2 separate regions of the Homo sapiens genome follow, and region 2 is linked to region 1. The links are chromatin loops, found by intact Hi-C in ENCODE. Cell type or tissue: HepG2. All regions are shown on one strand. Each heading gives the region's core, and the rest is flanking DNA. Links, peaks and the distances in the headings are about the cores only. Region 1 overlaps LOC102723445 (a long non-coding RNA gene). Region 2 has its middle 38 kb from the start of ARG1.

The links. Hi-C counts contacts between places; a loop is a spot of excess contacts. Peaks named below come from ENCODE experiments on the same cell type or tissue, not always from the same donor. Only the 100,000 strongest peaks of a DNase experiment are listed, where the experiment ranks them.
Region 2: it touches region 1 in a loop (8-fold over the local background); 16 of 110 quality-filtered maps call a loop at or near these places.

Annotation. Positions count from the first base shown.
Region 1 is chr6:131,111,840-131,124,073 of GRCh38, reverse strand. All of the region lies in intron 2 of LOC102723445 (a long non-coding RNA gene), which reads left to right. Among named protein-coding and RNA genes, the nearest start is that of AKAP7, 18 kb to the left of the region's middle. In HepG2, for the core only: a CTCF peak has its summit at 7,126 (motif pointing right); a DNase peak (open chromatin) is centred at 7,133.
Region 2 is chr6:131,529,076-131,541,309 of GRCh38, reverse strand. No RefSeq gene overlaps it. Among named protein-coding and RNA genes, the nearest start is that of ARG1, 38 kb to the left of the region's middle. RefSeq lists an enhancer at 9,446-9,947. In HepG2, for the core only: a CTCF peak has its summit at 6,980 (motif pointing right); a DNase peak (open chromatin) is centred at 6,979; H3K27me3 peaks cover 292 bases.

The DNA.
Region 1 (12,234 bases), core at 2,855-10,854:
AAGCCCAGAACAAAGAGGATGAGGAGTGGAAGAATGGAGAGAGGGGTGAGAGCGGAGTGAGCAGGATGGCGGACAGTGTGTGCTGAGGAGTGGGATCCTTCCCTGGATCTCACATACCTTCAATAAAGTCAATAATTAAGTTCACCACTCTTAGTTGTGAATGATTTTGTTCTGGAAACCAAGGAGATGGCTGAGAAACACAGAGCACACGAGGACCCCCTGTGCCTAGAGGCTGAAAGAGTCCTGTGATTATAAACCCCTAAGAATTGGCAGAAATCTTAGGGAGGGGCTAGACTTTCACATGCCATCAGAATTTGAGTCCCTTTAACTAGATCTTCAGAGGTGGGAGTGACATTGAGCTAAATTCTATTTAAATCCTAAAAAGGAACCAGTAAAGAGAGACAGAAAAGGAAAAACACTGGCTGGGCGCGGTGGCTCATGCCTATAATCCCAGCACTTTGGGAGGCCGAGGCGGGTGGATCATTCAAAGTCGGGAGTTCGAGACCAGCCTAACCAACATGGTGAAACCCCATCTCTACTAAAAACTCCACCAGGCATGGTGGCACGCACCTGTAGTCCTGGCTGCTTGAGAGGCTGAGGCAGGAGAATTGCTTGAACCCAGGAAGTAGAGGTTGTAGTGAGCTGAGATCGCACCACTATACACCAGCCTGGGTGATGAAGTGAGATTCTGTCAAAAAAAAAACCAAAAAAACCAAAACTGAATAATGGGGGTGAGAGCTATAGAGTCTGTTCAAATGAAGGCAGTGATCTCACACAGGATGGAAGCAAGTTAAGGAAAGATGGGTCCTGGTAAGTATTTGGATGGGTCGTGATTAAGGGAACTACTTTCTAAAGATGTCAATTTGCTTGATGGAAATAAGTGAAGTCATTTGCTGGGAGGAGAGGAAGACACTGAGGAAGGACTCTTGGCAATTTGGAAGTTATAGGTGTACAAGTGATCATTGAAACTATGGATGTGGATGAGGTCACCGAGAGAGGGTATATAAAGTTAGAAAATTAGAGGGCTGCAGACGGAAGACCTTCACTATCTTTGCGATTAGAATCTGAATTTTTTTTTTTTACATTTTGTCAGCTGCCTGAATTATTACATACTTAATGCATTTCTTCTTTTCTGGCCAAGAATAAGAAATAAACACTGTTGAGGACATTTACATCCAGAACATTGATTCTTTTTCTTCAGTTAAAATAAAAGAGATCATTTACTTATTACGAGGTATACTCTAGCTTGTATTATTTACTCAGAAGATAATGATGTCTTATATTGTGGATTTTGAGATAATCTCTATTTTTATACACTGAAGTAGTTAGTGTTCCTGACCACATTTTGAGCAAATGCCAGATTGGCAGATTAGGCTTAACAGCTCTAATTAGGCTTCCTGAATTTGATTAGTGCTAGGGATTAGTTTCTTCTTTGATAGTTTATTTCACAAGATTTCTTAGTTTGAAACTGTGTTTTGCTGACTATTTTTGGTATCATATACATCATATAAACCATCATTATACATTCCAATAGACCATTCTTCATTGATGATTTGTTGTTGTTATTCCCTGGTAAGATTTTCTGAATACTAAAAGGAAAATATTAAGAGCGATATCAAATTTCACTTTCTGGGTCATCAGGGCTCTATATTACTATTTGTTGGTTTCATTATCTTCCTAACGTGCCGGAAATTATTGATGCAGTTTATGTTCAAACTTCTCATTGTTCATTCTAAAATGTGTGTTACAATTGTTTTTTCAGGAAGATATTAACATAGATTATAGTAATAGGATATTAATATCTGGGCTAGCAGATTTTACATCTTATTCAACTTAGTCATCTCATTGCTTATTTGGCATAAGTATTCCTCGTTTTTTAGTTGTGCAATTGATATTTAAAACAGGCATCATACAAGCCTTAACTGGCAATGCTAATCTTATTTGCATTCCAATTAGAGTATAATTGACAATTACACTATGAGGTTTTCTTTGAATATTGTAAGAATTAGAAGATACAAGAAGTGGAAAAAGTAGTAAAACTTTAAGAGTACTAGAGAGAAATAGAATCAGAGTGGGAGGAAATTTGAGTCTATTTTCCCTTACACAGTAAAATATTTCCTTACAGATGGTCATCTATTTGAATACATGGTCCAACTAAAAGCTCTTTGTCTAAATATTGTGTGGTTTCAAACGGCAAATATCTTCATTGTCTATTGATTGATCTAGTAATATAGTGAAAGACAAAATAATTATAGCCAACCAAACTGCAAAAATTCCTTTACTATAAAGTATTAGCTACAAGGCAGGCATGGTGGCTCATGCCTGTAATCCTAGCACTTTGAGGGGCAAAGGCAAGTGGATCCCTTGAGCCCAGGGGTTCAAGACCAGCCTGGGCAACATGACAAATCCCATCTCTACAAAAAGTGCAAAAATTAGCCAGGCGTGGTGGTGTGCACCTGTAGTCCCAGCTACTTAGGAGGCCGAGGTGGGAGAATCTCCTGAGCCCAGGGAGGTGGAGGCTGCAGTGAACTATGGTTGAGCCACGGCACTCCAGCCCAAGTGACAGAGTAAGACTCTATTTCAAAAAAAAAAAAAAGAAAGAAAATATTAATTACCCAAGGTCCTCTGATTTTTTTCATTCTTTTATCACTTCAGAGTAACAGTAAATTTTATAGACATAATTTATATATATATAAACCATATATAATACTATGCCACTTTTAATTAATATCTTTCAAATATCTCTCTCAAATAGGTATTTTATATATATAATAATTTGTATTATATTATAATGCCTTATTGTGTTAATATGCAATCATTTGTTTAACCAGTCCCCAAATCTTGAGCATTTCCAGTAGAATCCACTTACAAATATCCTTGGATTTTTTTCTCTTTCATTTGTATCATTTTCTTGATCCATATACCAAAAGTAAATTTATCAAATTAAGAGGAATGTTCCATTTTATGGGGTTTTGGGGGTTTTTTGTTTGTTTATTTTTGTTGGTTTTTTTTTTGCGTAGGTAAAATATGGTAGTCATATGATGACAATCTATACAGCAATTACAGAGGATGGACTGATCTACATTAACTAACATGCACAGATCTCAAAAACATCATTAAGCAAAGCAAACAAATTGCTAAACAATTCAATATACCATTTGCATTAAACACACTATTTCCAATGAGTTCATATATGTATGTAAAAATATTAAAGTCTAAATGGAAGTATAACAAACATAACAGCCATTAAGAGGGGAAGGGACAGGAATGGGGAGTGGTTGGTAGCTGAATGACAGTATCTTTATAACAACCTAGTTTCTCAAAAGGATAATGAATTCATGCATTGCTTGGGTAATTAGAATGGATTTAACTTTTAAAACAAAAAAGCTGGCTGGGCACGGTGGCTCATGCCTATAATCCCAGCACTTTGGGAGGCCAAGGTGGGTGGATCATGAGGTCCAGAGATCGAGACCATCCTGGCCAACATGGTGAAAACCCGTCTCTACTAAAAATACAAAAATTTGCCTGGCATGGTGGCACATGCCTGTAATCCCAGCTACTCAGGAGGCTGAGGCAGGAGAATTGTTGAACCCAGGAGGTGGAGGTTGTAGTGAACCGAGATCACGCCACTGCTCTCCAGCCTGGCGACAGAGTGAGACTCTGTCTCAAAAAAAAAAAAAGCAAAAAAGCCATATACAGATTTGAATAAAAGAGTGATGGTGTTCATGAATGAGTGAAGGCTGAGCTCATCGCACCAGGCTTTGCTGCCTCTGCATGACCCTTGTAGCTAATGAGGTTAGTTCCTAAAAGGAATCTCACACGTGTTAGGCTGGGATGTGGCCCAGCATACCTCTCCCCTATTTCCTCACAACCCAGATTGGTGCTCAGCCACCCGGTTACCATACATGATTGAAGCTACAGGCTTCCTCAGGCGCTCCACTTACCAAGTAGACCTCATCAGGGCCCTGAAACTTTTATTTTTTTACTTTATTTTATTTTATTGTATTTTTTAAGAATAATAAGTAGCATAAAAAGCATCTGCTTCCCCAAAGCCCTTACTACACTGGGTTTATTATTTACTTGATGTTTTCTAAATCATCAGCAGTGCTGACATTTTTCTATTGGTCAAATATTTATCAAATGCCTAATAAATTCCCAAAAACTCACTGTGTCTTGTAAATAGGCATCATTTGTTCAAGGGGCAGCATGGCGAAGTGGTTAAGGGTATCACTTTGAAAGCCGGATTTCTATCTGTGAAAAGCTTTAGAGGCAGGCCTCCCATACTATTACAGTTTCCTGTAAAATTAAGTATGAGCTCTTCAGCTGTGGATCTGAGGCCTGCCACAATTCATTTCTACACACTTTTTTTTTCTCATTGATAATTATTCTCTAACATCTTTCAAATGGATCAAATTAATAATTTTTTGTTCCCTAACTATCTTTGAAAACGATGTCCAACAACTATATTGTAGTGTATGATACTCACTTCACCTAAAATGCCTTCTGTATCACCTGAAGGAAAAGTTTCAGTCTTTCCTTTTATGACCATCTCATATATCCCCTTCATCTGATCTTTCCAACCAAATAAGGATACTTTCTACTCTGAAAACTTCCTCTGCTTTATTTTTACCTCTTTTGGGGTGATTAAAATATTTTAGCTTTCATTATAAATAATTCTCTTACGAGATAGTTAACACTTTAAGGGAGTCTAACACTTTGCTTAGCACATAGGACAGATTTGATTTTTTTTCCAAAATAAATGATGAATTGACTGATCCATGTTCACACACCGAGGCCTCATTTCATCTGTGCTAAAAATGTGAAGTAGCAAATCCAGGAAATTTCCAGATAATTAAAAAAATTAATTGATTTTCTAGCAATTTCCTGACCAAAGCCTTGAAGAAACTACACTTCTTTTTTTTTTTCTTTTTTCTTTTTTTTTTTTTTGAGACACAGTCTGGCTCTGTTGCCCAGGCTGGAGTGCAGTGGCACAATTTTGGCTCACTGCAACCTTTGCCTCCTGGGTTCAAGGGATTCTCGTGTCTCGGCCTCCAGAGTAGCTGGGACTACAAGTGTGTGCACCACACCTAGCTAATTTTTTATAGTTTTAGTAGAGACAGAGTTTTGCCATGTTGGCCAGGCTGGTCTCGAACTCCTGATCTCAGGTGATCCACCCGTCTCGGCCTCCCAAAGTGCTGGGATTACAGGTGTAAGCCACCATTCCCAGCCTTCTCTTTTTTCTTAATCAATATTTGCCTCATTTTCTCTGTGGAAATGTGACTTTCATAGATCCCAGGGTTGAATCTCAAAGTGTTTGCCCCCAAGACCTTGATGTAATCGGACAAAAGGAAGAAACGCATCATTGGCTTCATTCCACTGTCTGGAGGGCTTAGCACTTTATATCCCTCAACCCTGGCCTCTGGTGTACTCTCCACAATTACTGGGCTCTTGTTTGTTGACCCCTCTCCAATGTATTTGACTTATTTTGGATTGATTGCGTCCCCCCTGCAACCCCTTCATTCCATTTTTTCTCCTCTTCTAATTTGGAAGTGATATTCTCTATGTTGATTGTTTTAAAGGAGTTATCCTAAATAATTAACAGGCATACTTAAAAAAATCTAAAGTTAATGTCTTTACCTTCTCCCCAAATAACACAAGGACCTTCAAAAATTTTAACTTCGACTACTGCCCTGAATTATATGCTGTTATAATCTCTCTTCTCTCTGACAATTGTTAAAAATCATCTCTTTATCTTTGGAGCTTTATAGTTTTAGCAATCTAAGCATGAATTTATTTTACTTATTCTGCTTGAAAACATTGGGCTTCCTGATTCTGAAAACTGGTATCTCTCAAAAGTTTAGAAAAAGCACCCATTTGCTATTTTATTATTGTCTATTTCCCCATAATCTTTTTCTTTCCTTCTTCCAGAACTCTAATTATGTTACGAAGTCTGACTTTGTCCTCAATTCCCTTTAGACTCTCTATACAATAGTTCCCCCTTCTCTGTGGTTTCACTTTCCATGTTCAGTTACTCACAGAACAGTACAATATATCTTAATATTTTGAAAGAGGCGAGGTGTGATGGCTCACACCTGTAATCCCAGCACTTTGGGAGGTTGAGGCAGGCGCATCACTTGAGGTAAGGAGTTCAAGACCAGCCTGGCCAACATAGTGAAATCTTTTCTCTACCAAAAACACAAAAATTAGCTGGGTGTGGTGGCATATGCCTATAATCCCAGCTACTTGGGAGGCTGAGGCATGAGAATCACTTGAACCCTAGAGGCAGAAGTTGCAGTGAGCCCAGATTGTGCCACTGCACTCCAGCCTGGGCAACAGAGTGAGATTCTGTCTCAAAAACCAAGAAAAAAAAGATATTTTGAAAGAGAGGGAAAGACCACATTCACATAATTTTTATTATAGTATATTGTTACAATTGTTCTGTTTTATTTTTAGTTATTGGTGTTAATCTCTTACTGTGCCCAATTTATAAATTAAACTTTATCATAGGTACATATGTATAGGAAAAAACAGTCTTATATATGTAAGATTTAGTACTATTTGCAGTTTCAGGCTTCCACTGGGGGGTCTTAGAACATATTCCCCTCAGATAAAGGGGGACTACTGTATTTTCCAACTCTTTGTTTCTCTGAGCGTAATTTTAAACAAGCCCATTAAATGTTTCCTCCAGTTCACTAATCCTTTCTTCAGCTTTGTCTAATATGCTATTTCTCCAGCTTTTGAATTTTGAACTTCAGGTATTATATTTTTCATTCCTAGGCCATCCATTTGGTTCTTTTTCAAATCTACTTGAATTTTTTCTAGTCTATTGTTCCTGTTTGCAGGTTTTTACTTCTTTAAACATACTAACCACATTATTTTCTAGTCTATATTTGATCATTCTAATATCTGAAATCTTTGCATATTTTATTATAATAACCTTTCTGGCTTTCTTTCTGGTTCATACTTACATTACCTTTATTTCTTATATGTTTTGTGTTTTTTTTTTTTCATTGTGAGCTTGTATTCGATCTTTATCTGAGGAAATTCTTTGAAGCCTGGTTTGAAGTTGCATTCCTCCAAAAAGAATATCGTTTTATTTGTGTCACCAGGGGGCACTATTAACCTGGAACAACTTAAATTCCTTACTTGGCGTTTCATACTACATTGGTAGGGTTGCCAAATAGAATACAGGGCATCCAGTTATGTTTACATTTCAAATAAACAAGAAATTATTTTTTGTGCAATATTTGGGACATACTTATACTAAAAAGTATTCATTGTTTATCTGAATTCAAGTTTAACTACGGATGCTCTATTTTTATTTGCTAAATTTTGCAGCGCTATGCATCACTAGCTTGAATCTGGCTTTAGACCCACATAAGCACTTGGTTGAGTTTATGAATTCTCAGAGAATTTTTTTTCCTCTTCTCCCAGGGCAAAAGTTGAGAGAGGCAAGTTTTCAATGTCTTCTTCTTTAGATAGACATATTTCTTGCTCACTTGTATACTGAGAGTGTTGCCATTAGAAACTTAGCTCTATGCAGGGATCACCTATTAGATTCCTCACCATAGGCCGATCTGTTATCCTCTGCATACCATTTCTCAAAATGTAAATTCAAGGTCCCTTAGGTTGACCCTTAGGGTGAAAACGTGCCTCAGAAATCATTTACCTTTCAGGAGTCTTTTCTTTTCTTTTTTTCTTTGTTGTTGTTTCCATAGATTCCTTACAGTTTTGCCTGCTATATAAAAGCATTTAACATATTATTTATATAGTATATTCAGTACTTGGAGGTTTTTTCAGGCGGCCAGTAGGAGAGAAGGTATTGGGAGTGGGGCCATTCAGAGTATCTCAAATGCTATTCCATCAGAACTAGATATCCTTCAATCCATTCCTGCTGAATCTGCCTTCTGGTATTCTTGGTGTCTCCTTGAAGTTACAGTGTTCCACAACAGTACGTGGGTCTATTCCAGAGTAGTTAGTATCGTGTGTCTTTGCTTTCATACTCTGCAAAAACTGGTGATCTCTCCAGTGACAGAGTACAAGACCTTGCTCTAAGCTCAATCTAATGACTTGGGCATGGTACCACATTAATTTCCTACCAGTGCTCTTTCTCTGAGGCTAGAATCTAGTTCCCTGTGACCTAAATTCTTGGGGAGTTCTACAGTGTATTAATCTAATGCTGCCACCACCACTACCTCAATACCTCAGCATGTCTTCTGAGTTAGTCCTCAGGAATCCCATTCAAACTGGTGTGTCTTAACTACAGTTTCTGGAAACACACCTAAGATTCCACATGGGATTAGCCTTAGATTAGTTTTTTAGTTTCTTTTAGGAAGATCAGTTTTCAGATCAGGATTAGATTCCACTGGGCAACTCTACCTTCATGGGTGAGTGACTAGCAGCTTCTTCCTCGTCCCTATCAGTCCCAGTGTCAGAGGTTTAGTTTGTCTTTCTTCCAGGCCCACCCAGCACAATACACCTTCAGTGGTGTGCTAGAGCTGGCTTATACCAGATTGCAAGAGTCAACTTTTAAACTTTCAGGAATCTTGAGTGCTGGTTATTAAGTCCAGCTATTATTAAAAATTAAATTAGGGAGACATAATCAAATAAATTATATTTAAAACAATGGTAACTATAAAACTCTTAGAAGAAAACATAGGAGTTAATCTCTCTGCTTTGGATTAGGCAATGATTTTTTAAATACGACATGACATCAAAAGTGCAAACCACAAAAGAAAAATTAAATAGGCCGGGCGCAATGGCTCATGCCTATAATCCCAGCACTTTGGGAGGCTGAGGTGGGCAGATTACTTCAGGTCGGGAGTTCGAGACCAGCCTGACCAACATGGAGAAACCCCACCTCTACTAAAAATACAAAAATTAGCTCGGTATGGTGGCGCATGCCTGTAATCCCAGCTACTCAGGAGGCTGAAGCAGGAGAATCGCCTGAACCCAGGAGGTGGAGATTGCAGTGAGCCGAGATTGCGCCATTGCACTCCAGCCTAGGCAACAAAAGCAAAACTCCATCTCAAAAAAATATAACTAAAACTAAAATAAATACATAAATCAAAATTTAAAAGTTTCATGCTTCAAAGGACACTATCAAGAAAGTGAAAGTACAGCCGATATAATGGGAGAAAATATTTGCAAATCATACAAGGGCCTTCAAAAAGTTCATGGAAAATGCATATTATGAAAACATTATGCATGGATTTCAAGTTGTTTTTGCACCAAAATAAACTCATACTAACTTGTTATAAAATATCTGAAGAGGATCTACATTGGGACACTAAGAAGGCTAAGACATCAGTTTGAAAAGAGCTTCTATCAGAGCAATATGACTTCTGCTAAAATTGAAGCAAGAATAAACATCAAATTTATGGTGAAATTTTGGTGAGAGAATGGTGAAATCATTAATGATTTACAAAAAGTTAACGAGAACAATTTCCCAAAGAAATCAGCAGTTTACAAATGGATAACTTGGTTTAAGAAGGGATGAGACAATTTTAAAGAAAAAGCCTACAGTGGGAGACCATCACATCAATTTTCAAGGAAAAAAATTAATCTTGCTCTTGCCCTATCTGAAGAGGATTGACAAATAACAGCAGAAACAATATCAATACCATAGGCATCTCAATTGGTTCAGCTTACATGCTCCTGATTGAAAAATTAAAGTTGAGGGCTCAGTGGCTCATGCCTATAATCAAAGTGCTTTGGAAGCCCGAGTGGAAGCATTGTTTGAGGCCAGGAGCTTGAGACCAACTTGGGCAACATGGTGAGAACTCATTGCTACAAAAACAATTTTTTTTTTTTTTTTTTTTTGAGACGGAGCCTCCCTCTGTCACCCAGGCTGGAGTGCAGTGCGCAATCTTGGCTCACTGCAATCTCTGCCTCCTGGGTTCAAGCGATTCTCCTGCCTCAGCCCCCTGAGTAGCTGGGATTACATGTGCCTGCCACCACACCTGGCTATTTTTTTTGTTTTTTGTGTTTTTAGGAGAGATGGGGTTTCACCATATTGTCCAGGCTGGTCTCGAACCCCTGACCTCAAGTGATCCACCCGTCTCAGCCTCCCAAAGTGCTGGGATTACAGGCGTAAGCCACCACACCCGGACAATCTCCTACTGGCTTTTATTAGTTGTACGTCTTTATGCTGTTTTTACCCAGTCTAAATTTTACAGATAAAACTTGTCTGAGTTCAGTGGCTTACACCTATAATCCCAGCACTTTAGGAGGCCAAGATGGGCGGATCACTTGAGGTCAGGAGTTCAAGACCAGCCTGGCCAACATGGTGAAACCCCGTCTCTACTAAAAATACAAAAAAAAATTTAGCTGGGGGTGGTGTCAGCGACCTGTAATCCCAGCTACTCAGGAGGCTGAGGCAGGAGAATTCCTTGAACCTGGGAGGCAGAGGTTGCAGTGAGCCCAGATCACACCACTGCACTCTAGCCTGAGCAACAGAGTGAGACTCCGTCTCAAAAAAAAAAAATAATAAAATTAGCTAGGTGTTGTAGCACACACCTATAGTCCCAGCTACTCTGGAGGCTGAGGTAAGAGGATTACTGGAGCCCAGGAGGTTGAGATTACAGAGAGCTAAGATTGTACCACTGCACTCCAGCCTGGGTAACAGCGTGAGACCCTGTCTCTATAACTAAACAAAGCAAAACAAAAAAGCCTTTAAAAGGCATCCATTTTTCTTCAGTTAATAATGTAAGAAAAACTACATTGACATAGTTAAATTCTCAGGAATCTCAATTATTTAGAGATGGACTAAATAAGTGGCTGGTGTTTTGGCTTCCAAAAGTGTCTTGACTTTGATGGAGCTGATGTTGAGAAATAATGTTTATATTTATCATTTTTATCTTTTAATTCCATTTTTCCACGAACTTTTTATTTTTATTTTTTTTGAGACGGAGTCTTGCTTTGTCACCCAAGCTGGAGTGCAGTGGCGCGATCTCAGCTCACTGCAAGCTCCACCTCCCGGGTTCACACCATTCTGCCTCAGCCTCCCGAGTAGCTGGGACTACAGGCACTCACCACCATGCCCGGCAAATTTTTGTATTTTTAGTAGAGACGGAGTTTCACCATGTTAGCCAAGATGGTCTCGATCTCCTGACCTTGTGATCTGCCCGCCTCGGCCTCCGAAAGTGCTGGGATTACAGGCGTGAGCCACTGTGCCCGGCTCCACGAACTTTTTGAAGTCCCCTTTTATATCTGATAGAAACGTATATCCAGGATGTATATAAAAACCTCCTATAATTCAATAATAATACAAAATCCGATTAAAAAACAGATAAAGGATTTTGGGTACAGTGGCTCATGCTTGTAGTCCCAACATTTTGGGAGGCTGAGGCAGGCAGATAACCTGACATCAGAAGTTCGAGACCAGCCTGCATGGTGAAACCCCGTCTCTACTAAAAATACAAAAATTAGCTCAGCATGATGACATGCACTTGTAGTCCCAGGTACTCAGGGGGTTGAGGCAGGAGAATCACTTGAACACCGAGTGGCAGGCACTAGGTTGGCTATAATTTTAAAAGACAGACAATAAAAAATGCTGGCAAGGGTGTGGGGAAATTAGAAATGTCCAGTATAGCAAATCCACAGGGACAGAAAGTAGATAGGTGTTTGCCTAGGGCTGGGAGAGGGGTGTGGCTGCTAAGGGTTATGGGGTTTTATCTTTGGAATGATGAAAATGTTCTGAAATTAGATTGTGGTGATGGCTGCAAAACTCTATATAAATATTCTAAAAACTATTGAACTGTATACTTTAAATGGATGATCTGTGTGGTGTATGAATTGTATCTCCATAAGCTGTTAATTTAAAAAATGTAATAAATATGCAAACATATCACTTTCTAATTATTTTACAACATTTTACTATTGTCTAAACTCCTGAGGTTATTTACCGAAAGATGATGCCCAAGTGGCCCCAGGACATAGAATCAAATTGTGTATGATATTAAAACAACAAGAATTGTTTATCTCAACTAATATCTTGTTTATATCTTTGTAACAGACAGCCAGATGGTAGTGAGTGCTAATACTGTGTACTAATCCTTTAGGAGGACTAGTTTGCTTGAGGTTTAGACACAAACAGGAATGATCTGTGCCATTATAAGAAATATAATGATGTCATGAAGGGCTTTATGATAAATAAAATGATTAGAATATGGTATTAAAAATATGTAGCCATTTATCCTATTGCATTTCATCAAGAAATATTAAATATTATAA
Region 2 (12,234 bases), core at 2,112-10,111, 420 kb before region 1:
CCAATTATGTAGTCAATTTTAGAATAAGTGTAATGAGGTGCTGAGAATAATGTATACTCTGTTGATTTGGGGTGGAGAATTCTATAGATGTCTATTAGGTCCACTTGGTCCAGAGCTGAGTTCAAGTCCTGGATATCCTTGTCAATTTTCTGTCTCATTGATCTGTCTAATATTGACTTTGGGGTGTCCCACTATTACTGTGTGGGAGTCTAAGTCTCTTTGTAGATCTCTAAGAACTTGCTTTATGAATCTGGGTGCTCCTGTATTGGGTGCATATATATTTAGGATAGTTATCTCTTCTTGATGCACTGATCCCTTTCCCTTTATGTAATGCCCTTCTTTGTCTCTTTTGATCTTTGTTGGTTTAAAGTGTGTTTTATCAGAGACTAGGATTACAACCCCTGCATTTTTTTATTTTTTATTTTTTGCTTTCCATTTGCTTGGTAGATATTCCTCCATCCCTTTATTTTGAGCCTATGTGTGTCTCTGCCTGTGAGATGGGTCTCCTGAATATAGCACACTGATGGGTCTTGACTCTATCCAACTTGCCCGTCTGTGTCTTTTAATTGGGGCATTTAGCCTTTACATTTAAGGTTAATATTGTTATGTGCAAGTTTGATCCTGTCATTATGATGCTAGCTGGTTATTTTGCCCACTAGTTGATGCAGTTTCCTCATAGTATCGATGGTCTTTACAATTTGTTATGTTTTTGCAGTGACTGGTACTGGTTGTTCCTTTCCATGTTTAGTGCTCCCTTCAGGAGCTCTTGTAAGGCAGGCCTGGTGGTGATAAAATCTCTCAGCATTTGCTTGTCTGTAAAGTATTTTATTTCTCCTTCACTTATGAAACTTAGTTTGGCTGGATATGAAATTCTGGGTTGAAAATTCTTTTATTTAAGAATGTTGAATATTGGCCCCCACTCTCTTCTGGCTTGTAGGGTTTCTGCAGAGAGATCGGCTGTTAGTCAGATGGGCTTCCCTTTGTGGGTAACCCAACTTTTCTCTCTGACTGCGCTTAACATTTTTTTCTTCATTTCAACCTTGGTGAATCTGATGATTATGTTTCTTGGGGTTGCTCTTCTTGAGGAGTATCTTTGTGGCATTCTCTGTATTTCCTGAATTTGAATGTCGGCCTGTCTTGCTAGGTTGTGGAGGTTCTCCTGGATAACATCCTGAAGGGTGCTTTCCAACTTGGTTCCATTCTCCCCATCACTTTCAGGTACACCAATCAAATGTAGATTTTGTCTTTTCACATAGTCCCATATTGGAGGCTTTGTTTATTCTTTTTCATTTTTTTTTCTAATCTTGTCTTCTTGCTTTATTTCATTAAGTTGATCTTCAATATCTGATATCCTTTCTTCCGCTTGATCGATTCGGCTATTGATATTTGTGTATGCTTCATGAAGTTCTCGTGTTTTGTTTTTCAGCTCCATCAGGTCATTTATATTCTCTAAAGTAGTTATTCTAGTTAGCAATTCATCTAACCTTTTTTCAAGGTTCTTAGCTTCCTTGCATTGGGTTAAAACATCCTCCTTTAGCTCGGAGGAGTTTATTATTACTCACCGCCTGAAGCCTACCTCTGTCAATTCTTCAAACTCATTCTCCATCCAGTTTTGTTCCCTTGCTGGCGAGAAGTTGTGATCCTTTGGAAGAGAAGAGGCGTTCTGGTTTTTGGAATTTTCAGCCTTTTTGTGTTGGTTTCTCCCCAACTTCGTGAATTTATCTACCTTTGGTCTTTGAAGTCAGTGACCTTTGGAGGGGGTCTCTGAGTGGACGTCCTTTTTGTTGATGTTGATACTATTCCTTTCTCTTTGTTAGTTTTCCATCTAACAGTCTGGTCCCTCTGCTGCAGGTCTGCTGGTGTTTGCTGGAGGTCCACTCCAGACCCTGTTGCCTGGGTATCACCAGCGGAGGCTGCAGAACAGCAAAGATTGCTGCCTGTTCCTTCCTCTAGAAGCTGTGTCCCAGAGGGGCACCTGCCAGATGCCAGCCAGAGCTCTCCTGTATGAGGTGTCTGTCAGCCCCTATTGGGAAGTGTCTCCCAGTCAGGATACACAGGGATCAGGGACCCACTTGTGGAGGCAATCTGAACCTTATCAGAGCATAAACACTGTGCTGGGAGATTCACTGCTCTCTTCAGAACCGTCAGGCAGGGATGTTTAAGTCTGCTGAGGCTGTGCCCACAGCTGCCCCTTCCCCCAAGTGCTCTGTCCCAGTGAGATGGGGGTTTTACCTATAAGCCCCTGACTGGGACTGCTGCCTTTTTTTTCAGAGATACCCTGCCCAGAGAGGAGGAATCTAGAGAGGCAGTCTGGCCACAGTGGCCTTGCTGAGCTGCAGTGGGCTCCACTCAGTTTGAACTTCCTGGTAGCTTTGTTTACACTGTGAGGGTAAAATCCCCTATTCAAGGCTCAGTAATGGTGGACGCCCCTCCCTCAACCAACCTCGAGCACCCCAGATCGACCTCAGACTGCTATGCTGGCAGTGAGAATTTCAAGCCAGTGGATCTTAGCTTGCTGGGCTCTATGGGGGTGGGGCCCACCAAGCCAGACCTCTTCGCTCCCTGGCTTCAGCCCCCTTTCCAGGGGAGTGAATGGTCCTGTGTTGCTGGTGTTCCAGGCACCACTTGGGTGTGGAAAAAAAAACCTCCTGCAGCTAGCTTGGTGTCTGCCCAAACAGCTGCCCAGTTTTGTGCTTGAAACCCAGGACCCTGGTGGTGGAGGCACCGGAGGGAATCTCCTGGTCTGCGAGTTGTGAAGACTGTGGGAGAAGTGCAGTATCTCGGCCTGAGTGCACCATTCCTCATGGCACGGCACAGTCCCTCATGGCTTCCCTTGGCTAGGGGAGAGAATTCCTTGACCCCTTGTGCTCCCTGGGTAAGGCGATGCCCCACTCTGCTTTGGCTCACCCTCCATGGGCTACACCCACTGTCCAACCAGTCCCAGTGAGATGAACTGGGTACCTCAGTTGGAAATGCAGAAATCACCCGCCTTCCACATCAATCTCACTGGGAACTGCAGACGAGAGCTGTTCCTATTCGGCCATCTTACCAGCAATGCTTGGGATGCATTCTAAGGACAAAATACTGACAAAAATTTTTAAACTTTTTTCAATGGTAATATTGGTATTGTTTCTTAAAATTATTTTCTTTACATTATAGGAAAAAATACAAAAGGAAAGAGATACATTTATAAAATTAAAGAAATCAAGTAAAAACACTGTATTGCTAAAGCTGAAAATATCAGTATGAACTCATGTTCTTAAAAATGTATATCTTCCAGCTTCCAACTCTGTCCATGGTATATCCAAGATGCAATGTCACTGCATTAGCAACTGGCTCTCTTAAAAAGGTGAATTTGACTGTCTTAGTCTGTTTGTGCTGCTATAACAAAATATCTGAGACCAGGTGATTTATAAAGTACACAGTTCTATTTTCTCACAGTTCTGGAAGCTGGGAAATTCAAGATTAATGTGCCAGCAGGTTCAGTTGTCTGGTGAGGGCTGCTCTCTTCTTCCAAGGTGGTGCTTTGTTGCCGTGACCTCCAGAGAGGAGGAACACTCTGTCTTTATGTGGTAGAAGGGATGGAAGGGCCACAGAGGAGGAATGCTTCATCCTCACATGGCAGAAGAGTGGAAGAGAGCAAACCCACTCCCTCGAGTCCATTTATAAGTTCTATTTATAACCCCCTCCTTGAAGGCTCTGCCCTTATGACTTAATAACCTCTTAAAGACCCCATCTCTTAATACTACTACATTGGCAGTTCAGTTTCAACATATGAATTTTGGTGAGTGCACCATCATTCAAACCAAAGTACTTATATGATTCCCCACTGAAGGTATTCAGATCTTGTGCCCAAAAGCAAGCAAAGAAACTCATAAAGATTAATGGAGTCCTATCAAAGGGACTCAGAAGCCAGCTTAAAGTGTCTTCTGATTACATTTGTGACCATTTGAACAACCACCCCTGCCCTGATTGTAGTTTTTTGAAATTCATTAAATTTATTAAAAATCAGAGTTTATAATGACATTAACAAAAGGGGAAGTCAGAAAAAAAGGATATCACATATCACTAATTAAAATAATTATTAAACTAATTCTTTATTCTCAAAATTTGTGAGTAATGGGAAAGAATAAACAATTCATCCTTCTTTTAAGCAGGGACTGTATCACAGGGTAAACAGAAAGCTCCAGTTAATAAGGAATGTCCCCAATCAACACATGTGAAGTGACAGAATTAGGAAATAATCATTTGGCAACAATTAAATCAACCAGTCAGGCCATGAACTGGTGTTGACACTATTAGATGAATGATGGGTAGGGAACTAGACACCTATATGAGGCCATGATAACCACACAGAGATTAGTTTCTTCTTGCAATGGAGGGTTCAAGATGTTATCCCCACTCTCAGTGGTCTCTCTCAGCATCCCACTGGTGGACAACCAGATATTGTGGGCCTATTAATGAGATGCAATATGAAGTAAAACACATCATCTGTGACGTAGTCTAGCCCAAATCTAATAGAGCCTTTATATCTAAATTCCAATGTACAGAAACAAGCTAAATGATACCACAAAGAAACAATCAGAGACATCCAGAATTTGGTGTATTTTCTTCATTATGAGTTATTCTCTTCAGCAAGACAGTGTCATTAAAATGTGACTGGCCTGATTAAAAGGGGCAAGAAATGGCAGTTAGATGCAATGTGTGGTCTCAAATTGGATCCAGTTTTGGACAAGCCAAGTATACGTGATTTGGGGGACATTTAGGGAAATTTAGATGTGGGCTGGTTATTAGATAAGATGACTATTTTAAAATAATGTGTTTAAAGTGAGAAAATGTTATTTTGGCTAAATATGAAAATACTCTTATCTTTAAGTGATGCAACTGATATAGTAAAATGCCTTGATGGCCAGCAGTTACTTTAAAATAATTAGGCATGACACTGGCAATGTATATAGAAGTTCTAAAAATTATATAAAAATAAACCAAGTAGAAAACAAAGAATGGGCTAGGTGCAGTGGCTCATGCTGTTATCCCAGCACTTTGGGAGGCTGAGGCAGGCAGATTACTTGAGGTCAGGAGTTCAAGACCCAGCCTGGCCAACATGGTGAAAACCCAACTCTACAAAAAATACCAAAATTAGCCATGTGTGGTAATGCACACCTATAATCTCAGCTACTCAGGAGGCTGAGTCAGGAGAATCCTTTGAACCCAGGGAGGCAGAGTTTGCAGTGAGCTGAGATCATGCCACTGCCCTCCAGCCTGGGTGACAGAGTGAGACTCCGTCTCAAAAAATAAAAATAAATAAATAAAAATAATAATTCTGCACAAAAATAAACATTTAGACGGCTGCTGGTCAATTAGAAAGCACATTTTTGGCCAGGCGCGGTGGCTCACGCCTGTAATCCCAGCACTTTGGGAGGCCGAGGCGGGCGGATCACGAGGTCAGGAGATCGAGACCATCCCGGCTAAAACGGTGAAACCCCGTCTCTACTAAAAATACAAAAAATTAGCCGGGCGTAGTGGCGGGCGCCTGTAGTCCCAGCTACTTGGGAGGCTGAGGCAGGAGAATGGCGTGAAGCCGGGAGGCGGAGCTTGCAGTGAGCCGAGATCCCGCCACTGCACTCCAGCCTGGGCGACAGAGCGAGACTCCGTCTCAAAAAAAAAAAAAAAAAAAAAGAAAGCACATTTTTTTTCACTGAGATAATTATTTTTTACAATAGATTATTTATTACATTATACTACAAAGTTATCCTTTCTCCGGGGATTTTAAATTACGCAGCCTAAACCTACAATCTGTGCTGGCTGTACTACTTCAGCCAGCAGGAACAACCCACGATGCCATTGAGTGCAAATGTGGATTCATTTTCTAGGGCTGCCATAGTAAAGTTCCACTAACTGGGTGGCTTAAAACAACAGATATTTATTCTCTCACAGTTATGGAGGCTAGACGTTCAAGACCAAGATGTCAGCAGGGTGAGTTCCTTCTGAGGGCTGTGAGAGAGAGCGTGTTGCGTGCCTCTCTCCTAGCTTCTGGTGGTTTGCTGGCAATCTGTGGTGTTTCTTGGCTTGTAGAGACATCACCCAAACCTCTGCCTTTATCTACACCAATTTCCTTTTTTTTGTAAGGACACTAGTTATATTACAGCCCATCCTACTGACTTCCTTTTAACTTGATTTCCTTTGTTAAGGCCCTGTCTCCAAACAAGCTCATGTTCTGAGGTACTAGAGGGGTTAGGACTTCAACATACAAGTTTTGTAAGACACAATTCAATTCATAACAGCGCAAAAGAGCAAAGTTTATAATTGTGCTGTCAAACCATGGCCCCAAGAAGCCTAAGGATTCACAAACTACACAACCCTCAGTTGCCTCCCAGGAAGGGACAGTAGACAGGGCTTCACCTTCGCTGCCTTGGATCAGAGCAGCACTGCCTCTCCCTGCTTACACGTTGATTTTCACGTGAGAGTTCCTGAAAAAAGAAAAATGATCAGAAAACTGTTCTCTGTGTAAAATACTAGCAATACCCTTTAGCCTTGTGCCAGCCCGGGCAGTGACAGCAGCATGACACAGATGAAAAGCAAGTGCCAGCCACTTCCTAGCCCTCACTGGATCGCTGCATTTTCTTCTTGCTCTAAAATTCTAAGAATTGATCCAAATGAATTGCACTGTTTTACAATATTATTTTTCCTTTGCCTCCTGGGAGTAAATTTGATTTTCTTAAGAAATGTCCTGATTCAGAAAAGTGGTTTTTGTTTACTGACAGTCATGGGCATGACATAAGACTTGAAAATTCAGTCTTGTTCATTTATATATTTTTTTATTATGTGCAATTTGGAAATACAAAAAATACAAAGAAAATAAAAGAATAACACTATCCAACGAGTATATTCTTTTAGAAATTAGAAATCAAAACATGATATATAAACACTCTCAAACTTTGTTATTAAAACCTATTACACAAGAGGGCGCTAGATTAACGTATAAGAGGATGCCCCACAAAGGCCAGGCATGTAAATTAGCTATAGTATATAGTATATAATGTAACCTAAGATAAAGTTTAGCCATTGTTTTTTTTCAGAGCTGAGAATTGGCAATAGTTACGAATTATTTTTTCACATTCCATATGGAATTTAATCTCTTCACATCTGTGAATCCAAAAATTTATCTGAAGAAATTGTCCCAACAGACACACAGACACACACACACACACACACACACACACACACACACAGAGAGAGAAAGAGAGAGAGAGAGCAACATGATCCACTCCACAAATGCCTGGAGAATATATGCACACATCTCTCACTCGACCTGAAACAGCAATGAGGTTTTACATTATTAACTGTTTTTATTACCCATATAATGTGTTATGTTAAGTAATTAGAGGCAGTTGTCAAAATAAATTAAGTAAACTCTATTGGTGATGTAGCTTGTCCTTAAAAAGGTTATTCATTTACATGTTTGCTTAGTTTAAATCTATAAGGAAATTATGTGTTTTTAATGCACAGTTTATTCTGGCAGGCTTGTTCTTCCTAGCTTTACGGTTCTCTATCTCACAGAGTTACTTATAGACATCATCAGGACAAATCAACAAAATTTTCAGGAACAGGAAGAAATGTACAGAAACATGCATATCCTCATTTGAAATTTGCCCAGTTTAAACATCCAAAGTATAAAGATTTGAATTTATGTAGAAGGAAAAAGTCAATAAGCTCTGGTTAAAGTTCAAGGGAAAAGATGCTCACAATTCTAAATCTCATTCTACAGTAAAGTCTTTTGATAGGTATCCAACTAACAACTTTGCAAAGAAAATTAGAATTTTTACTAAGTCTCTCGCCACCCCCATCACACTAGACTACATTAAAAACAGTGTGGGTTCTAGGCATAGATGGACTTGAGTTTAAATCCCAGACTGAGGCTTGATTTTCTTACCTCTAAAATGGAACAAATATTCCTGACCTATTTGGTATATCATGATGGCATTTCAAATAAGACAATGTTTGCACAACATGCAGATCAAGTATTTATAAAGTGTTAGATACCTTTCCTCTTTCTTTTTTTCCCTTTTCTTATTTCCCTTCCTGCTTTCCTCTGTTTCCTTCTTTTTTCCTGATTTGTCTGATTTCAAAAGGTGGCAGGCTTCCAAGAGTGGTAAGCTTTATATGTTGTGCTTACAATCACGTTTAATATTTGGTTGTTTTTATCTGTGAACCATTCCTAACCCCCAGGCCCACCCACTGCCCACACCCACATTTAGAAATTCACACAGGTAGTTCCTTGGGGGCTGTACTCTGAGCAGTGCATACAGTGTCTGACTCAGAGTAAGTGTTCTAAGCATTCTTAAATGTATATTTCAAAAGGGGGCATATTCTTTTCCTGTTACTGTTCATTTCAGCTCTATGACACACTACACTTCACTATTAGACAGGGTTTTTTTTGTGTGTGTGTCAGGCAACAGAATCATCCACTCCACTGGTGTAAGACAGGGACTGTTTAAGGGATATGTGCAGCTCATTTTTCAATTGTTGGGGTTATTGCAGAATCAGACTGAATTTCCAAGAGCTGTTGAATCAGAAAGCCCCTGCCATGGCTGCCAGCACAAACGTGCCACCTCGGCCGTGACCTCCATTAGCAAAAGGGGACACCCCAAACCCTGCCTTTCTCTATACATGACTCAGCTATGAATCAAAATCTCATGTGAGAGCCTCTAAGGGTAGAACCTGAGTTACATTTGGAATGCTACTTTTTTTTTTTATACTTTAAGTTCTAGGGTACATGTGCACAACGTGCAGGTTTGTTTCATAGGTATACATGTGCCATGTTGGTTTGCTGCACCCATTAACTCGTCATTTACATTAGGTATTTCTCTTAATGCTATCCCTCCCCCTGTCCCCCACCCCACGACAGGCCCCGGTGTGTGATGTTCCCTGCCCTGTGTGCAAGTGTTCTCATTGTTCAATTCCCACCTATGAGTGAGAACACGTGGTGTTTGGTTTTCTATCCTTGTGATAGTCTGCTCAGAATGATGGTTTCCAGCTTCATCCATGTCCCTAAATAGAACAGCTCTGGTCTGCAGCTCCCAGCATGATCAATGCAAAAGACTGGTGATTTCTGCATTTCCAACTGAGGTACCTGGTTCCTCTCATTGAGACTGGTTGGACAGTGAGTAAAGCCCACGGAGGGTGAGCCAAAGCAGGGCAGGGTGTCACCTCACCCATGAAGTGCAAGGTGTTGGGAGATTTCCCTTTCCTAGCCAAGTGAAGCCGTGACAGGCTATACCTGGAAAAAACGGGAAACTTCCGCCCAAATACTGCACTTTTCCAACGGTCTTAGCAAACCGCACACCAGGAGATTATACTGCATGCCTGACTCGGCGGGTCCCATGCCCACGGAGCCTTGCTCACTGCTAACACAGCAGTCTGAGATTGACCTGCGAGGCAGCAGCCTGGCAGGGGGAGGGGTGTCCGCCATTGCTGAGGCTTGAGTAGGTAAACAAAGAGGCCAGGGAAGCTTGAACTGGGCGAAGCCCACCACAGCTCAGCAAGGCCTGCTGCCTCTGAACAAAAGGCAGCAGAAACTTCTGCAGACTTAAACGTCCCTGTCTGACAGCACTGAAGAGAGCAGTGGTTCTCCCAGCATGGTGTTTGAGCTCTGAGAATGGACAGACTGACCCCCATATAGCCTAACTGGGAGACACCACCCAGTAGGGGCCGACTGACACCTCATACAGGGAGGTGCTCCTCTGGGATGAAGCTTCCAGTGGAAGAATCAGTAGCAATATTTGCTGTTCTGCAGCCTCCGCTGGTGATGCTCAGGCAAACAGGGTCTGGAGTGGACCACCAGCAAATGCCAGCAGACCTGCAGCAGAGGGGCCTGACTGTTAGAAGGAAAACTAACAAACAGAAAGGAATAGTATCAACGTCAACAAAAAGGACATCCACACTGAAACCCCATCTGTAGGTCACCAACATCAAAGACCAAAGGTAGATAAAACCACAAAGATGGGGAGAAACCAGAGTAGAAAAGCTGAAAATTCTAAAAACCAGAGCGCCTCTTCTCCTCCAAAGGACCGCAGCTCCTCACCAGCAACAGAACAAAGCTGGACTGAGAATGACTTTGATGAGCTGACAGAAGTAGGCTTCAGAAGGTTGGTAATAACAAACTTCTCTGAGCTAAAGGAGGATGTTCAAACCTATCACAAGGAAGTTAAACACCTTGAAAAAAGATTAGACGAATGGTTACCTAGAATAAAAAGTGTAGAGAAGACCTTAAATGACCTGATGGAGCTGCAAACATGGCATGAGACTATGTGACGCATGCACAAGCTTCAACAGCTGATTCGATCAAGTGGAAGAAAGGGTATCAGTGATTGAAGATCAGATTAATGAAATAAAGCAAGAAGAGAAGTTTAGAGAAAAAAGAGTGAAAAGAAACAAACAAAGCCTCCAAGAAATTTGGGACTATGTGAAAAGACCAAATCTATGTTTGATTGGTGTACCTGAAAGTGATGGGGAGAATGGAACCAAGTTAGCAAACAATCTTCAGGATATTATCCAGAAGAACTTCCCCAGCCTAGCAAGACAGGCCAACATGCAAATTCAGGAAATACAGAGAATGCCACAGAGATACTCCTTGACAAGAGCAACCCCAAGACACATAATTGTCAGATTCACCAATGTTGAAATGAAGGAAAAAATGTTAAGGGCAGCCAGAGAGAAAGGTCGGGTTAACCACAAAGGGAAGCCCATCTGACTAACAGTGGATCTCTCAGCAGAAACTCTACAAGCCAGAAGAGAGAGGGGGCCAATATTAAACATTCTTAAAGAAAAGAATTTCCATCCCAGAATTTCATATCCAGCCAAACTAAGCTTCATAAGTGAAGGAGAAATAAAATCCTTTACAGACAAGCAATGCTGAGAGATTTTGTCACCACCAGGCCTGCCTTACAAGAGCGCCTGAAGGAAGCACTAAACATGGAAAGGAACAACCAGTACCAGCCACTGCAAAAACATACCAAGTTGTAAAGACTATTGATGCTAGGAAGAAACTGCATCAACTAACGAGCAAAATAACCAGCGAACATCATAATGACAGGATCAAATTCACACATAACAATATTAACCTTAAATGTAAATGGGCTAAATCCCAATTAAAAGACACAGACTGGCCAGTTGGATAAAGCTTCAAGACCCATCAGTGTGCTGTATTCAGGAGACCCATCTCATGTGCAGAGACACACATAGGCTCAAAATAAAGGGATGGAGGAATATTTACCAAGCAAATGGAAAGCAAAAAAAAAAAAAAAAAAAAAAAAAAAAGCAGGGGTTGCAATCCTAGTCTCTGATAAAACAGACTTTAAACCAACAAAGATCCAAAGAGACAAAAAAAGGCCATTCCATAATGGTAAAGGGAACAATTCAACAAGAAGAACTAACTATCCTAAATGTACATGCACCCAATACGAGAGCACCCAGATTCATAAGGCAAGTCCTTAGAGACCTAAAAAGAGACTTAGACTCCCACACAATAATAATGGGAGACTTTAACACCCCACTGTCAATGTTAGATCAACGAGATAGAAGATTAACAAGGATATCCAGGACTTGAACTCAGCTCTGCACCAAGCAGACCTAATAGACATCTACAGAACTCTCCACCCCAGATCAACAAAATATACATTCTTCTCAGCACCACATTGCATTTATTCCAAAACACACCACATAGTTGGAAGTAAAGCATTCCTCAGCAAATGTAAAAGAACAGAAACCACAACAAACTGTCTCTCAGACCACAGTGCAATCAAATTAGAAGTCAGGATTAAGAAACTCACTCAAAACCACACAACTACATGGAATTGAACAACCTGGTCCTGAATTACTACTGCGTACATAACAAAATGAAGGCAGAAATAAAGATGTTCTTTGAAACCAATGAGAACAAAGACACAATGTACCAGAATTTCTGGGACACATTTAAAGCAGTGTGTAGAGGGAAATTTATAGCACTAAATGCCCACAAGAGAAAGCAGGAAAGATCTAAAATTGACACCCTAACATCACAATTAAAAGAACTAGAGAAGCAAGATCAAACACATTCAAAAGCTAGCAGAAGACAAGAAATAACTAAGATCAGAGCAGAACTGAAGGAGACAGACAAACAAAAAAAACTTCAAAAATCAATGAATCCAGGAGCTGGTTTTTTGTTAAAAGATCAACAAAATTGATAGACCACTA